2 separate regions of the Homo sapiens genome follow, and region 2 is linked to region 1. The links are chromatin loops, found by intact Hi-C in ENCODE. Cell type or tissue: transverse colon. All regions are shown on one strand. Each heading gives the region's core, and the rest is flanking DNA. Links, peaks and the distances in the headings are about the cores only.

The links. Peaks named below come from ENCODE experiments on the same cell type or tissue, not always from the same donor. Only the 100,000 strongest peaks of a DNase experiment are listed, where the experiment ranks them.
Region 2: it touches region 1 in a loop (10-fold over the local background); 3 of 110 quality-filtered maps call a loop at or near these places.

What each region holds. Positions count from the first base shown.
Region 1 is chr19:28,888,250-28,896,578 of GRCh38, reverse strand. No RefSeq gene overlaps it. Among named protein-coding and RNA genes, the nearest start is that of LINC00906, 73 kb to the left of the region's middle. In transverse colon, for the core only: no CTCF peak of the experiment used is centred there; no DNase peak of the experiment used is centred there; H3K27me3 peaks cover 972 bases.
Region 2 is chr19:29,527,841-29,536,169 of GRCh38, reverse strand. VSTM2B (V-set and transmembrane domain containing 2B) reads right to left here. Exons shown (of 5, transcript NM_001146339.2): 3 at 7,708-7,737; 4 at 5,880-6,351. It overlaps LOC124904683 (a long non-coding RNA gene), which reads left to right and starts at 6,890. Exons shown (of 2, transcript XR_007067215.1): 1 at 6,890-7,129. RefSeq lists an enhancer at 1,296-1,796. In transverse colon, for the core only: CTCF peaks have their summits at 7,480 and 7,683 (motif pointing right); no DNase peak of the experiment used is centred there; H3K4me3 peaks cover 954 bases; H3K27me3 peaks cover 6,219 bases.

The sequences.
Region 1 (8,329 bases), core at 53-8,052:
TTTAAAATTATTTATTTAATATAAATATAGCAGAGGAGAGAGTTACAAGGACCCTAGGAACAGGGAATAAAACTATTTTAAATTAAATGTGTAACCCCAGAATGCAAGTGACTTTTACTGTCTTCAAGGTACAATCCTTCTTGTCATCTTGATATTCTAATCTTGGTTCCATTATATGCGTTTTCACAATGTCAGATAGAGAATGCCTAACACTAAGATATTTAAATCAGATCAGCCTGACCTGAGATACACATTTTACGTCAAGTTGCCATAAACCGGCAGATCCAATTTCTAAGATGTAGCATGTTTGATCATTGCAAGTGTGGGGAGGGGTCTCCTCAGGGTCCCTGGCCTTGCTTGGTTACTGTCAACTCCAAAGTGCATTTATTTCAGTGAAGCACCACACCTCAGCCCATGACCTTTCCTGGAAATGGATATAGATGAACTCACAAGGCTAAATTAAAAGTTCAAATTGTGTTTGAATGTTTACCACTTTTCTTCTCACGAGTTAAGGTTTGTTTTTAAAGATGTGGATGCTTCCTCCAGCTCCCACCAAACTCCTTAAAAAAGCAGCTCTGGGAACATGGCACACCCCAAGTCAGATGTCACCTGCTATGGTGCAGTCAGGCTGGAGAGGCCCTACTCAGGACCGGGCTCCTATTGCTGCCAGGGAAAGCCCTGTCCGCTCCTGCACTCTGGCATGGGGAGATGTGTGCATTTCAGGAGTTGCACAAATATTTCCTCATTTGCCATTCAGGTCACATAGCATCCAACACCAAGATAAATGGAAAAAATATGTCTATGAAATACTTCATTAAGAAAAGCTCATCATCTCATTCCATGACACCAAAAGGGTAATCATAATAAATGATTTATAATGGGGGATCTGAAATATTTAGATAAAACGTTGCTTTGGTGGTGTTTCTACATCAGCTCACTTTTATAACTACTCAGACTTGAGATACCCGCTGACCTCAAGGTGTAATAACTGGAGGCCAAACTTCTTCTTGCTCAAAAAGCTGGAAGCAGCATCTCTTCATTAATTTCAAGCTCCACCTAGGCCCATTCTGCTGAGCCAAAGACTCATCTGTAATGAGAGAGGATGGAGAAGGGGGTAAAGGATATGTCTACAAGGCCTGGGCCACCTTCTCCCCTCACTCTGCTAAAAAATAGGGACGTTTCCACTCAGAATAATAAAGAGCATCTGAGCATCACGGCTGCCCATCAATGGAATTAATTGCATTAGAAGCCAGTTAAATACATCACGGAAGACAGGCAATAGCTGCCTACAAAGTCCCTCTTCACTCAGAGATTATGTGATTATTTAATTCTTTCTAAGTATTTTTGAGCACAACACACTTATCAGTCCTGGAAAAAGATAAAAGTAAACAATGATTGAGGACTCGTTATACAGTAAGCACTATAATAGGTACAGGCAGGGGAAACAGTTACAGAGAACAGACACCTCCAGGTTTCAAGAGGATGGCAACTGACTGGGAGATTTTCCTTTCCTCTGGATAAGAAGGTAATTGGGTCGGGTGCAGTGGCTCACGCCTGTAATCCCAACACTTTGGGAGGCCGAGGTGGGTGGATCACCTGAGGTCAGGAGTTTGAGACCAGCCTGGCCAGCATGGCAAAACCCCATCTCTACTAAAAATACAAAAAATTAGCCAAGTGTGATGGCGTGCGCCTGTACTCCCAGCTACTCGGGAGGCTGAGGAAGGAGAATCACTTGAACCTAGGAGGTGGAGGTTTCAGTGAGCCAAGATTGTGCCACTGTACTCCAGCCTGGGCAACAGAGTGAGACTCCATCAAAAACAAAACAAAACAAACAAACTATATATATATATATATATATATATATATATATATATATATATATATATATAATCAAAGTGTTTAATCATATGGGAAACTCCATTGGAAAAGCAGATTCCACAAAGAAAGGAATTTCCTGGCTTTGGTGGATGTGGCAGGAAAAAAAAAAGAAGGTAATTGGCACCAAGTTTCCACTTGACGTCTAGGACTCTTCACTTTCTGCACCTCCACCCCACTTCTCCTGTTTCATGTATCACCAGGAGCACATGCAGGTTTGGTCCAAGGAGAGGCCCAGGCCTCAGTCTCAGCCTCCAGCAGTTAATGGAGTTTGCAGGGAGCAGGAGAAAGGAACCAGGCTGAGCTCAGTCAGCAGGAAGCGGCATCATCCATTCAAAGTAACAAAACTAACTTGCGGTGGGGCCAAGCATCTGACCAATCAGCAGAGCTAGCCAATTTTTCCACCTCTGTTCCCTAGTTGTCTTGCTGGCCTTTGGCTGGATCCCAGACTCCAGAAGACTCCCTGTGAGCTAACCTGCTGCTGACAACTGTGCTAAATCCTAGATGACTCTGGCAATCTGGCCACAGCCATAAATTCATATCACCTATAATATCCAGGCCTAGATCCATATCTTTCTTTCCTGTTCATTTATTTGCTGACTGGTTTTTAAGGAGCTGACACTCAATATTTGAAACATGCAAATGGCATGTGTTCATGTGTGGAGTCCAAACAGAAAGAGGCTTTAGAGATTTCAGGGCCAATGGGATTCCTAATGCACATCAGTCTCGTGCTCTGTGCAACTGGATTATAATCAGAGGATTTTGATAAAGGCAAAATTGGAGATGAGATTGAGATATGATTTTAAACATCTTGCTTGCTGGCAAAGTCCCCAGCCACACCACTTGCCAATTTGCACGTCCAAACTTACTAATGATCAAAGGAACACAACTCCAAATAATCAGGGCTGATTTTATGTTCAGAAACTCTCATACCTTAACCATGGGATGGTTAATTGGTTCAATTAGCAGAAAAAGTAAGCTAAAGTGGCCAGTGCTTTAGATCAAGTCCACTGGGCTATGAAGGGCAGATATTAAAACTAGTAATTAGTTAATATTTATTGAGTGCCTACTATATGCCAGGCACTCTTCCATGTATTTATAAGTATTATTTAATCATCACATCATTCGTATGAGGAAAGCACTCCTGTCATCCCATGTTATAGAAGAAGAAGCTGAAACACACAGATGTCCCAATAACTTATAAGTCAGAAAGCTGGGGAGCGAAGGAACTAGAATTTAACACTGAGCAGTGTGACTCCCTAGCTCAGGTTCACACATATGAATCCACATGTGTGTGAAGCACCACATTCTGACATTCGTTTTCTCAAATTCTAAATGAATTACTCGTTGTAATAAGTAACTTAAAGGGCCAGTCATTTCACACCGGCTGTTTTGCTGCCATCTTCCCCAGGCCCTGCTCTAGCCCTGTCCGTCACCTCGTCTACGATAGCTGCTGTCTTCCTGAGTGGGGCAGGATATCAGGCCTACAGCTGCCATAGGCATCAGTGGAAACCCCTAAAACTCCAGCCAGCATACAGGATATTATAAAACCATGCTTGTGTGCACCAACCACGCTGCAACACTGCCTGGAGAACTAGGGCAGACTTGAGTTTCAACAGGACTCTTCGATTGATTTCTGGGTAACTTTGGTCAAATTGCTTCATCTTTCTAAGCTTCATATTCCTCCTCTGAAAAACAAAGCTCTTCAAATCAGGTTTTGTTGTGATAATACTGTGTAACAAACCTCTCCCAAATTTCTGTGGCTGAAATCACATTCATTTAGATTTCATTCATGGATAAGCTACTGCTCATCAGCTGCTGCTCGGCCGGCTGGGCTCCAGAGTGACACTAGGGCTTAAGTGTGTCCCATATGTCTCTTCATTCTGGGCCCAGTGACTCGCGGGGCATGCTCTCGTCATGGCTGAGGGCAGGAGGGAAAGAGGATGGGCAGAAACTCCACACACACGTTTAAAGCTTCTGGCACGTGTCTGTTCATGTCACATTGGCCAAGGAAGTCATATGGTCATGGTCAAAGGCAGGAGGGTGGGACTGCGAACTGCTCTCAATGAACCAAAACTAGGAAAGGAAGGGAAGGAGGAATTATGAAGAAATATTACCAACCAACACAGAAAAGTGGACTAATATTATTTTGGTATTTTTACCTCCACAACAGAAAAAAAAAAAAAAAAAGCAAAAAGAGGCATGGCCATAGTAACCTATCCAAGAATTTCAGCTTTGTTTTGGAAACCCTCTGCCTTCAGGAAAGCAGAAGCATTTTATACTGTATGTGGTGGGGCTGGTGTCTTACTTTGTATCAGAACAACTTGTAATACGTTCATTATTTGATGCAGTCATTTTTAGGAGCCTCCAGGAGTGCATTTTAAAGAAATAATCAGAAGCATAAAAGTATTTATGTGTAAAGGTGCCCATCAAGGCATTTTTTGTAATAGCAAAAAATAAGAACAACAATACGTCCATAAATAGAATATTTAAAATCCATACAAGGGAAGATTATGGAGTTAATTTTTAAATGGTATTTTTCTAAGAATATCTATGGAGGCAGAAAAATGCACCTAATACAATGCTAAGTACATAAATCAGAATGTAAAAAACATGCAATAGAATCTCACTTTTGTAAAGCATATTGCTCTGTATCACTGAGAAGTGATTGGATGGAGTTTAAAAATGTTATCACTGGCTAGCTACAGATTATGGACAGATGATGCAGCCTGGGTATTTAATTTTTCCTACCTGTTTTTTTTCTATACTTTCCAAATTTCCCACAGGAAAAAAAATAGAATGCTTTTAGGCCGGGTACAGTGGCTCACGCCTATAATCCCAGCACTTTGGGAGCCCAAGGCAGGCAGATCACTTAAAGTCAGTAGTTCGAGACTAGCCTGGCCAACATGGTAAAGCCCATCCCTACTTACTAAAAAATACAAAAATAATAAAATAAAATAAAATAGAAGAATGTTTTTAAACTGCTAAGCTGGTCCATAAGATGCTTCAACTGTGGAGGTTCCCAACCAAACCCAGCTAAGAGTTTGGACCACGTGCCCTGGAACTGAGAATTCCCAGAAAGCATGAGTGCTGCCACAGCTCACTTATCTCCACCCTCTAATGACAAACAATCGATGCAAATGGCATGCGTGCCCACTGCTGAATCCACAGTTCTATCAGGAAGACACCACGAGCTATTAGCAATACTGACGGTCTAAAGGCTGTTCAGTGTTGAACAGGATATTTCATTTCATTTGATTATTTTCTAGACCTTGAACATTGCATTTGGACAGGAATCCAGTTACCTTGTTTGTCAAGGGCTTTGGGAAATGGAGTGGAGGCATCTGATGATGGAGAACCAGGGTTCCCCATTTGGGTACTCATTTATTAGGCAAAGTAATTCTTTTGGGACCTGGATGACCTAGAAGCAGGAATCTGACTTATGACATCGAGAGGACAGTCAGCACTGAATGGCCTTTAGATGCCAGGTTCGATGGATTCCCTCAGAAAGGTCAGGAAACCGGGCACAGTTCCTAGAGCCTCAGATCCTATCTGAGCTCTTTCTAGGGGCAAAGGTGCCCCCTCCTCTACTCTCCAGCAGCCACTGGGCCAATGCTCTTTGCCCAGAATTTGACCCACCTATAGGCACTTCCAGTTAAACATCAGGCAGGTACTTTCTGGGCAAGATTTCCATGAACATTCCCCTACCGTTAACTTGCTTGCAACCAAAATTGGGTGATTCGTCCCAGTGCCAGACCCATGTGCACACTCAGGACAGATTTTCTTTACAATCTCAAATTGATCTGAACTAATCTGTTCAGGTCCCTCTTTCTGGTCAAAGACCTCGTGTGCCAGGTTTCTTCTGCTTGGAGCACATTTTTACTTTCAAGTTATAAACCCTGAAAAATGGGTTTCATAATGGGAAGGCTGACAGAGTCTCAGCCATTGAGACTCAAGCAGCCATCAGCCTTACTCTGCCAAAGATATTTATTATTATTTCCTCAAATAGCCACTATTTAATACCTGTCACTTTTTTTCCTTACAAGGATGAGGGCTGTGTAGTCTCGGTTGCAAGCTCTCTTGGTTGTCGTGATGACTTGTTCCGGGGAGGCAGGTGCTTAGAGACAGATCCTTGCAGCGGGGAGCTCTGCGCTGAACTCCCCAGTGGAGGGAACAGTCACAGCCACTGCATTAAGCCTCCGTTGCAATGCAGGGTGTGGAACCGCTCTGCTCTCTGACAACGCCTACAAAAGCTCGGTGGAGCAGAACTTTCCAATGTGGTCATCTCCTGGAGGGCAAGGCTGAAGGCCTGAATCCCCATGGCATCTCCACACGCTTCTTTGCACATTTGCTGCCTGGCGCTGTTTTCAGCTGTTGGCATGGATAAAGCTGCAGGGCTGGCTCCTGAAATGTGGTTGGAGATGTCTTCCTCCCGTGAGAGGCATCTACAGAGACTGCCTGGAACAACCTTTGAAAACTCATTGTTTAAAATGTATTAACTCAAATCCTTTCCAAGTCTTCTCTGCCAAAACCCAGCACAGAGAACCACTTCTTCTCTTCCTTCACATGCCCTGACATCATTACTCCAGGGCCTCTCCATCCTGCCTCACCCCAAATGCCCCTCAAGAGATGGGTCTTTGTAAAGCCAAGGGTTTCACCCAGGAAGCCTAGAGGGCCGGGGCAGCTGCTGCTGCCTTTCCTTCTGCACAGCCTGAGACTGCCCTCTTCCGTGCTCCCTGCCCCTGCTCACAGGACACCTGCATTCCACATCTTGTGTCCTCCATCCCTGGGGGACTCAGCCTCTGAATCCTGCCTTCTGTAGCTCCCTTCCTTTGTGCAAGGCCAGCATTCCATCCAGAGCCAGACTGGGCCCCAGCCTGCAAGCAGACATGGAAATCCCTTCTGCCGAGCCAGATGCCAGACACACGGGAGCTCAGCCGGCCTTCTCAACAGGACTCTATCTTAGAAAACACTAATAAGACCTATTACAGATATTAAGCAGTTATTGAAGAGGGGTCTCTGTGTGCTCTGCTGGAAAAACTCATTTGGAACATCATTGATTTGCGAGGAGAGCTGCTTGCCCTGTGGGTGGGTTTGGGTGAGTCCCCTTAGATTCCAGTGGCAGTGATTGGAGATCCCAGAAACAGGTCGCCTGTCCCTGCCTAACTCTGATCCAGGGAGTCCCCTTGGAAGACAAGACAGACGTGGAGCACACCAGCCACACACTGCAGCACCCCTGAGCCACTACCAGGAAAGAGAGGCCTCATGAGTCCATCAGAGTTTCCTGAAAGCCTGCGAAGGCACCCATAGTCTCCTAATCGAATCTTCCCCTGGCTCCTGGCTGGCACCAGACAGAGCGCCCTTGCCATGGAGGAGTCTCTGAGTGATGCCCCGGGGCGCAGGGACAGCATGAGGCAGGAGGTGTCTGTGATGCCCTGGCTCCCCGATCCCAGGGCAAAGGCTCGGCCCTCTAGACTCCATGGGTAGCAGGGACCCAGGGCTTCTGCTGCTTCTCCTGGGCATCCCCCAGACACTGACCAGGGCTGATGGGAAAACCAGGAGCACCTCCGACCTGCTCACCTCAGAGTCCCCCTCGCCGGGCCTGGAGGCCTGGCCACTCAGGTGAGCACCGTGCAGCCTCTTTCCATCAGATTCCCATTTCACCAGCCGTTCGCGGCTGGGGAGCAGCTGCTGCACCTCTGACTTTTCCACCCATCTGCAGCCGGAGCTGGAGCCCAGCCTGATTTTCAGTTGGCCACATTTGTCTCTGATCTCTGAGCCCCACTTCCAACCCATGTCTCTAATTCCCGCCGTGCATCCCAGACAGAATCTGATGCCCAGTAGAGCTGAGTGTGAGCTCCAATAGGGCCCTAGATGCTGACCCCAAGGTGATGGCAGTATCTACGTACCCGGCATGGAGACAGTGGCTGCCAGCCCGCATGCCCCTGAGGCTGCAGGTCCCACACCCACAGCGGGGCGTCGCACGATCCTTGTGCCCACCGCCTCCCATTTCTCTATGCAGCTTTTACCTGATTTGGGTCACGGATACAAAACACACAGGAATTCATCAGTCAGCGGGTGTGAGGGAGACGGGGGTCTTGCGTGAGCTGGGACTCTGTGCCCAGTGTCCTGAAGGAGCCAGGGGTCCTATGTGAGCTGGGACTCTGCCCAGTGTCCTGAGGGAGCCAGGGGTCCTGTGTGAGCCGGGACTCTGCCCAGTGTCCTGAGGGAGCCAGGGGTCCTGTGTGAGCCGGGACTCTGCCCAGGGTCCTGAGGGAGCAGGCGGGTCCTGTGTGAGCCGGGACTCTGCCCAGGGTCCTGAGGGAGCAGGGGCGTCGTGTGTGAGCCGGAACTCTGCCCAGGGTCCTGAGGGAGCCAGGGGTCCTGTGTGAGGGTCCTAAGGGAGCCAGGGTTCCTCTGCGAGCCGGACTTTGCCCAGGGTCCTGAGGGAGCC
Region 2 (8,329 bases), core at 56-8,055, 640 kb before region 1:
CGTGGGGCTGGGCCCAGAAGGCTCCCAGTGACTGGCTGCTGGGGGAGAGGATGCCATGTCGCTGATAATGGCGTAAGATTGCTGCTGTTAGGGATGAAGCAGGCATTGCTTGCCAGCTGTGAGGCTCAGCCATTTCCTTTATGAAATCCTTTAATTTTCTTTTTCAGGATGCTCAGAGAGCCTCGCCCTCTCTTCTCTGGGACATCCCTTGCCAGATTTGTTTTCTTCTTAATTATAATTCTCATGTCACATCGGAACTTGGGGGAAGAGTGGATTGTTCATTTAAGGTGAGGGCCTTTGGGTCCTCGTGGGTCCGGGGAGATGGGAAAACCAGGTGGCTGCCTCAATGGCTTGCTCAGGGCCCACAGGTCCTGGGCCTGCTGGTACTGCTGGTGACTCTGCTGCATCGCGATTCTCCTGGGTCACGTGTGTGCCATTCCTTCAGCTCTATCACCACCGGGGCATGGGTCGAGATGTAGTGACTGTCTCCACCTTGCCCACGGCCCCCTTTGGTCACGGTTTACGGTTGCCATGGCGACATCCGCGGATGCTCCCCTTTGACGGCTCCCAGCAGCCACAGCCTCTCTACAGCCATCATACCCATGGCCTTGGCTGTCTTTCTCTCATTATTAATTGAAATATTGAGAGCCAGTTCTCCGTGTGGGCACCCAGCAGCAGCTTGCCACATCCAGCCGGCTCTCTGTGGGGGCCATGGTGCCTTTCCTTGGAGCCAGAGCCCTGAGGCTAATTAGAGGTTCACACGCCACTGCTCTGATCCCAACGTCCCTGCAGAGGGGAACCTCTGGCCAACACACCAGCCATTCAGTTGCAAACTGGATTCTTTTGAGGCCGCGCTAGACTTTACTGCGGTGCCTTTTCCATTTAGAAGTGTTAGTCTGGAAGATACTCTGCTTGGTCTCTCTCTCTCTTTTCTAGAAATGGCAACCAGCAACAAAGTGTTCACGAAAAATGGGTCAGCATTCAGATTAATTAGGAGCCAGATTTATGAACACAGCTAAGACGGGGCCCAGCCTCCTGCGCCTGCTCTGCTCTGCTAATGCAGTCCATGTTTATTTTTAAGCACAAATACCAAAATGTCTCTTGACAAATGAGACGTGAAATGAATGAGTTTTTGCACATCAACTTTTAGTGCAAATATGTATTTGGGTGTATTAGGTACACATGTGGCATGGGAAGGGCTTTCTTGCCTGGCTGTGCGGTAGCTAATGGATGAGGGCTGGAGGAAGTCCCCCCTCTCTCCTTCGTGGCATTACCAAAGTGGCTCACTTAAAAAATAGGGACTTTTTTTCTGACTTCCTTCCAGGAACGATCGCTTAATGGGGGACTATTTGGGGAGATGTACTGGGACCGCCCCTGCTGTTGCCAATCTGAAATGGCCAGTGTCCTGAGCCTCTTTCTTTTCTTTTCTTTCTTTCTTTCTTTTTTTTTTTTTGAGACAGAGTTTCAGTCTTGTTGCCCACGCTGGAGTGCAATGGCGCGATCTCGGCTCACTTCAAACTCCGCCTCCCAGGTTCAAGTTATTATCCTGCCTCAGCCTCCCAAGTATCTGGGATTACAGGTGCCTGCCACCACACCCAGCTAATTTTTTGTGTTTTTAGTAGAGACAGGATCTCATCATGTTGGCCAGGCTGGTCTCAAACTTCCGTCCTCAGGTGATCCACCCGCCTCGGCCTTCCAAAGTGCTGTGATTACAGGCGTGAGCCACTGTGCCTGGCCATGAGCCTCTTCAGTGCCCCCAGGTCCTCAGCCCACCCTTCTCCACTCTGCTGTGAGCCCCTGAGGGCTGACCTCTACAGCCTGCACCACCTGGGTGCCCCTGCCTTCAGGTTCCAGGAGGGTTTGGCCAAAGGGAGGCCCAGACAGGGAATGGAGGGCAGGAGGAGTGAGATCCTTGCTGGGTGACTGTGGGTTGGCTGTGTGCCTCCCCTCCTACTCTCTGGGTGCTACCAGCTGCCCCCAGACCTTTAGGCTAGGTCTGCTGATGGCTCCCACTGATGCCAGCCCCGGGGACCTGCATCAATCCTTTGTTGGCTGCCCTAACCCTGTCCACACCTTGGTACATACGCTCTTTCCATCCCCCCCAGTGACCCTGTTTGAATGTTCCATGTGCCTCTGCCAGCACCCTGGTTGATATCCTCTGCAAACACTCTTGACTATTAACCAAGAGGCAGCGGTCCTTTCTGGACCCCTCCCCATCAAGCTGCCTAGAATTGAGTGGCTGGGAGGCAAGGCCCAAGGTCGTCTGCCCCGAGCTCCCTCTGCAGCTCAGGCTGCTGTGGTTCCGAGCAAAGCAGCTGGCTTGCTGCCTCTCAGGGCGCTCAGCAGTACCTGGTGCCAGCAGCTGAGCTCGGGGCACTGGCTGGTGATGCAGCCCTACAGAAAGGTTACTAATGCCCATCCTCCAAAACACAGTCTGCAGGCTTCACATTGACAGCACACAGCCTGGGTGGCCTTGGGTGACCGGGGTGAGGTGGGACACAAGACTGAGCATGGTTCCCTCCTTGGCATCAAGGCTGTTCGGATGTGTTTGTGAATGACAGGTCTGCCATCCATTTTCCGTGCCCAGAGTGGGACATAGAGTGCCTGGAGCAGAACCACTCTCAAGAGAGCTTCACCTGGAGAGTGAGGGACACAGGTTTTCTGACCTCCCAGCTGAAGGCCCACCTTCTGGGCACCCCAAAGGAGACTTGGAGAGAGACTGGAGGTTCTTTCTGAGATGTGTCTACACAGTTCCTGGCCAGTTCAGGAGCTGGCAAGGGTTAGGGGGTGACAGAGACCTCAGAGGCCACTGTACTTCTATCCCAGGGGTGCTGCTGTCAGCCCCGCTGGGATCCAGGCAAGCTGTGCTTTCTAGATGGCAGTGGACATCAGCCCCTCCAGGGAAGGCAGAGTGACCCACATGGGCATTAACATATGGCCCCGTGGCTGGTGGGTGCCCAAGGTCCTATCTGCTGGGATGGCACTGGGCACTGTGCCATCAGCATTGAGTTGACCTGAGGACCTCCATATCTTCTGGGAAGAAGGGCACTGACTGGCCCACCTTCCCTGGATGAGATGTCCTGGAGCATCTTCACTCTCTCATTCAGCCTCCATGGCCAGCACCGAGACTGGAGATCAGACTGGCTATGGCAGGCAGTCAGGTCATCTGTGGCTGGGCCTGGGACTCAGGCTGAAGGCCAAGGGAAGAGGGAGATTCAAGCAGGAGTGCGCTCATGACCTTGGTCTCATTATCATTTTGTGAGCACAACCAAGTCCACTCTCAAAGATCTATTTCACATGGTCTTGACCGGTCTTTAACCAACTGCTGGTTCCACTTGGCATTCAAGGCCCTCCATAGCCTGGCTTCCAACTGCCAACCTTTTAGCTTTATCTGCCCATCCTCTCCTCTCCAGCTAGTGCAGCTAATGACCAGGGTGATAATAATGAACATATATGTGCAGCAATTTCCATACCAAGCTCCCTCTGAGGTCAGAGAGATTATCCTGTTCATTTTACAGATGACTCAGAGATGGTAAGTCACTTGCCTAAAATCACACAGCCAGTAAGTGGTGGAAGCACAACCTACATCGGAACTTCTGCCTTTCAAATCCTCCAGGAATATCCTAGAGGTACGTCCCAGCCTGTAATGCACACATTTCCTTGCTGGGGCCCAAGGGGAGGGGGAAGAAGGATGTTCTCTTCACCAACAAGCATCAGTTAAGCCAATGGCTCTGTAAGTCAATAGGAACTCTCCCTGAGCACTGCCTGTATGCTGAACAGAGATGGCTAACTCCTCGAAGAGTCACGCTCCCCTTGCACTGTGAAGAGATGAGGCCCGAAAGCAGCCGCCACACCAAGGACTACATTTCCCAGCGGGCCCTACATCCATGTTGGACCATGTGACTGAGTTCTGGCCGATGGAAGAGGGTAGAAGTAATATTTACCACTTCTAGACCTAGCCCTTAAAAAACGCCTTGCCATTTTTCTAAACCAGCTTTTCTCTGAGAGAGTTAAGCGCTGCCAGAAAGATTTGAGTGGCTGTTTTCTCAGTCTCCCAAGAATGATACATACTTAGGGCCGTCCTAAATGCATATGAAACAAGTTGATTCATCATACACAATGCATGCCTGAGAGTATTAGGGCTTAATTCTCTTAGGGCAGTGAGCTGACAAGGGCTGCTTCTGTCTCTCCTCACTGGTCTGCTGGCTCTATGTCATGCCCAGAGTGACTTTGGAAGCCTCCTGCTGAGGCTGGTACTCTCAGCCTGGGTCCCTGGATGACTGCATGGAACAGAGCCGCCACATGCCCTGGGGCACTCCAGGGCAGGACTTGATATGAACGAGGAATATTAAATTTGAATTGTGTCAAGCCACTGGCCTTTTGGGGTTTATTTGTCACAGCACCTAGTGATATCTTAGTGCAGAGGGTGGAAAGTTCCCAGCTGGGCTGTGGAGGCTCTTTGCAGGTCCCTACCTTCCCCAGTAGCCTGAGGGACAGTCTTGTGGGCTCCTGTGTGGCATCCAAGACGGATGAGGCCTTCGGATCAAGCCAATAGCCTGAGACGCACTGAGGCGGCTGCTACAGTGGGTAGAGCTAAATGAGAGACAGAACTGAACTGATGTGCCAGGCAGACTGCAGGCTCAACTGTCGGAGGGCTTGAGAGTTAGCCAGGGAGGCAGGATGAGATGGTGACACTAAGGACATGAAGACCTGCCCCAGCGGATTCTGCAGGTAGTCCAGGAGCCTGCAGGAAGACCACCCTTTGAGAACTACCACTGTAGGGGTGTGACAATGTGCTCCATCACATCTAGGAAGTTTCACATGCACCTGTACCCAAAGCCAGGCTCCCAGGGCCATGTGGCCAGGAGAGATGCTCCCTGTGGGACTCTGCATCAAACAAGACTGAGGAGAGGGGCCAAGGGAGGGAGCAACCTGCTCACAGTCAGGCACTGGGGTGGGCTCTGAGGCCCAGCTTGGAGCAGGGGGAGAGAGTGGGGGATGCCTTGGGAGGAGGGGCACACTGGGCAAGCCTTTCTACCCTCCATAACCGCCCCCCACCGCCCCCACCCCTGCCTCTGCCAATGGCTCCTACCGCCCCAGAGCTGCCTACCAGGGGGTAGTCAAGCCATCATTTTCTCCTCCTTCTGCCTTCTCACATCCCGCCCCCCATCCCCAATCCCTTCTCCCAGCCTCTCAGCTCCCTAAGAAAGCAAGCCTTCCCCTCTGGGTGCCTTCCTAACAGTGGCTTAGGGCTCAGTCCTTACTGCCCCCACCCCAAAGCCAAAGGGAGAGGATCTGCGATTTACAGCAGAGTGCAGAGCTGCTGCCTAGGGCCATCCTGCATTTAGCCAAAGAGGGCGTAGGTTACACAGCCAGGCCCCTCCACACCCTTGGACAAAGTCTGTTCAATCGAGCACACAAAATAGAAACCAACGCAACTCAAGTTTTAACCGCCTCCCGCTCTCCAGCAGGTGCCAGTGCCCCCATCTGGGGATAGCTCATTTCCACCACCGGTGGTGGCTGAGTACTGGCCCCTTGCCACCATCGGAGCTCAGCCCTCAGGGTCCAGTTCTCCAAACCCAAAAGAGGTCGCCTCCCCACACTACAGCCTCCAGCGTACCCTGAGGTAGCTGGCAGGGCAGCCCCCTCCTCCATTCATAAATGCACATCAGAAATGCTTCCAGAGGCCAGGAGTAAAGACAGAGAAACCGCGGGAAGAAGGCCCTGGGGGGGGCGCTCCCGACCTAACTAGGAAGGAGTATGCATATGCAAATGCGCCCAGGGGGCGGGTCCTGGGTCCGGAGCCCCCCGGGGCGTCCCGGCGCAGCCCTAGCCCTGCGCCATCCCCGCGCGTGCGCCCCCTCTCCGCGATCCCTTACCCGAGCCGTGCCTCTGGCGCAGCAGGACCGCCTGTCCCGATGGCGGCGACGCTGACGAGGCAGCAGCAGCTGCCGCGACTGTGGTGGTGGGCGTGTGGGCCGCCGAGGCTGCCGCGGCCTCGGGGACTGCGGGATCGATGGCGGCGGGAGGGCTCCCGGGCGGCGGGCTCTTGTCGCCGCGGCCGGGCTCGGAGGTGGTACGGCTCGCGGCGCCCGCGTTGTTGGCGTTGGCGGCGCTGGCTGGGCCGTGGCGACGCGGGCCGCTGCTCTGGATGTGGGACACGGCCTCGGCGGCCTGCATGTTGGGCGGCGCGAAGCGCGAGAGCACGCGCAGCATCGCCTGGGCCTTGTGCTCCTGCGTGTCGTCGTCGCTGTAGTCCGACACGCGGCACTCGTACACGCCCTCGTCCTGCAGCCGCACGGCAGACAGCCGAAGCCGGTGTGAGATGTCATTGCCCTGGACGCGTACGGTCTGCAAGAGAGCAGGGTTAGAGGCCGGGCTGGGCAGCTCCCAAACCTACTCTTCTGGCCACCCTGGCCGTCGCGCCCCCTCATCCGCGCACCCCAACACTTCCCGGATCCTGGTTTGCCCACCATCACGATCCGGCTTCCCTTTCACCCGCGTCTACCCAGTGGCATAGGGCTTCCAACTCTGCGTGGACGCCAGGCAGCCAGCTCTTTGGACTGTGTCCCCACGTCCCCATCACGTTAACCAAACGCCCACCTTGCATCTGCCCCGCCCATACAAACCAACACTGCTTGTCTTCCCGTAGCTGGCGCTTCAGAAGGGCAGAGTCCACCTCTCCTTCCTCCCTCCTGCACCTTCAGGAAACCCCAGGCTGGATTCCTTGTTCCTTAACTTCCCCACGTCTTTCCCGCCCCGACGCGCTCCAACCGACAGTCCCGCCCCAGCCGGCCCTCCTCACCTCCCGGAGCACGGAGGGCCTGCCCGAATCGCTTCCTAAGGAAAGCCACCCTGTCACCGGACCCCGCCCTTTACAGCTAACACTGTGCTTTCTTAAGAAGGCAAGCAACGCTGAGGCTGCTGCCTGGCTCCCTGGCCACCTGCTACCAACCCGCCTTTCCGCGGGATCTCCAGAAGCCCCCCAGCGAAGTGCTCCTCCCCTGCGCCCCGGTGGGGACTTCGGGAAGTACTGCTCTACGGCTCTCAACAAACACCCAGGGAGCCCTCACCTCTGAACCGAGCCCACGAGGAGGCTTCGTCATCTCCAGGCCTTTCTACGCTCCAGGTGGGAAGCTTGGGCGCATCTCCTCCCAGAGTTAGCAACCCCATGACCCGGGCCCCTCGCAGCCTGGCACAACCACCCCCTACCCCGTCCCCTGCAAGCCTGCAACACCCCGCACCCAGACCCGCAATCCAGGCGGAGGATAAAGGGTTGCAGCGGAGGGCGCAGAGCAGATGCTCAGGGCGGGGCAGAGGGGGCGGGAAGCTGGCGCCACGGTCGCGGCGAGGGCGAGCAGCCGCGCGCTCCCGGTGCTAGGAGGAATGCCCGCAGAGCGGAGGCTGGCAGGCGCGAGAGGCCCTAAGCGCGCAGTCCGACCAAGGGGAGTTTTACAGGTCAGCGCCGAGCCGAATTAGGGGACTCAAGCCTTGGACCCTTGATTTACACAAAAGAGAACCCGACCCTGCAACCGGCGACAGATGGCGCCCGGACACGCCGAGCAGCCACCGATGCAAGGCTGCGATCGCTGCCCTACTTGCGCGGCCCCACATGCGCGGCCGCCGCGGCTTGCTAAGGGAGGGAGCTGCGGGACCCGAGGCGGCCAGAAGGGGTCTCCCGCGGCCCGCGCTGGGCTCCACACTTACGCTGATTTTAGTTGCATCCTTATTTGTTACCTAAAATGCAAAGAGGGAGAGAGAGACGTGAGGCTCGCGGCCTTCTGGCTAGGGGAACTCGGATCCGCCTTTAGGCAAGGGCACCCTCCTCCGGCAGGCTAGGACCGAAACCGCCCGGGGGATGGGGGTTGAGGGCACAAAGGACGTCCGGCTTTCCAAGAGTTTCCCAGGAGGAAGCGGGCTTTGGAGCTAGCATGGTGCCTGACCAACGGGTGGCTGCCCTGGTGCACACCTGCCGGCTGAACTGGGGAGACTGGATGGACACCAGGGTGGGAAGGAAAGCCCCTCTCCTTCCCTCTGGGCATCCTTAGGCCCTGCCGCGTGGCTCAAAATCCTCCCCCAGCTCACTGGGAGCCGTGAAGAACTGGAGGGAGGGCCGCTGTGTCTGGACAGCACCCAGCGGGAGGCTCAGTGGGAGTAACTCTGGGTGGGACCCTGGGAGAATGTAGGTGTGTGTAGGTGTAGGTGTGTGTGTAGGTGTGTGTGCACGCGAGCACACTAGAGTGTGTAAGAGAGTGTGGGTTTTGAGGCAGACAGGCAGCGTGGGCCTGTTTTCGGCCACAGAGAAGTGGCCCCTCTGTGCCCCTGAGGG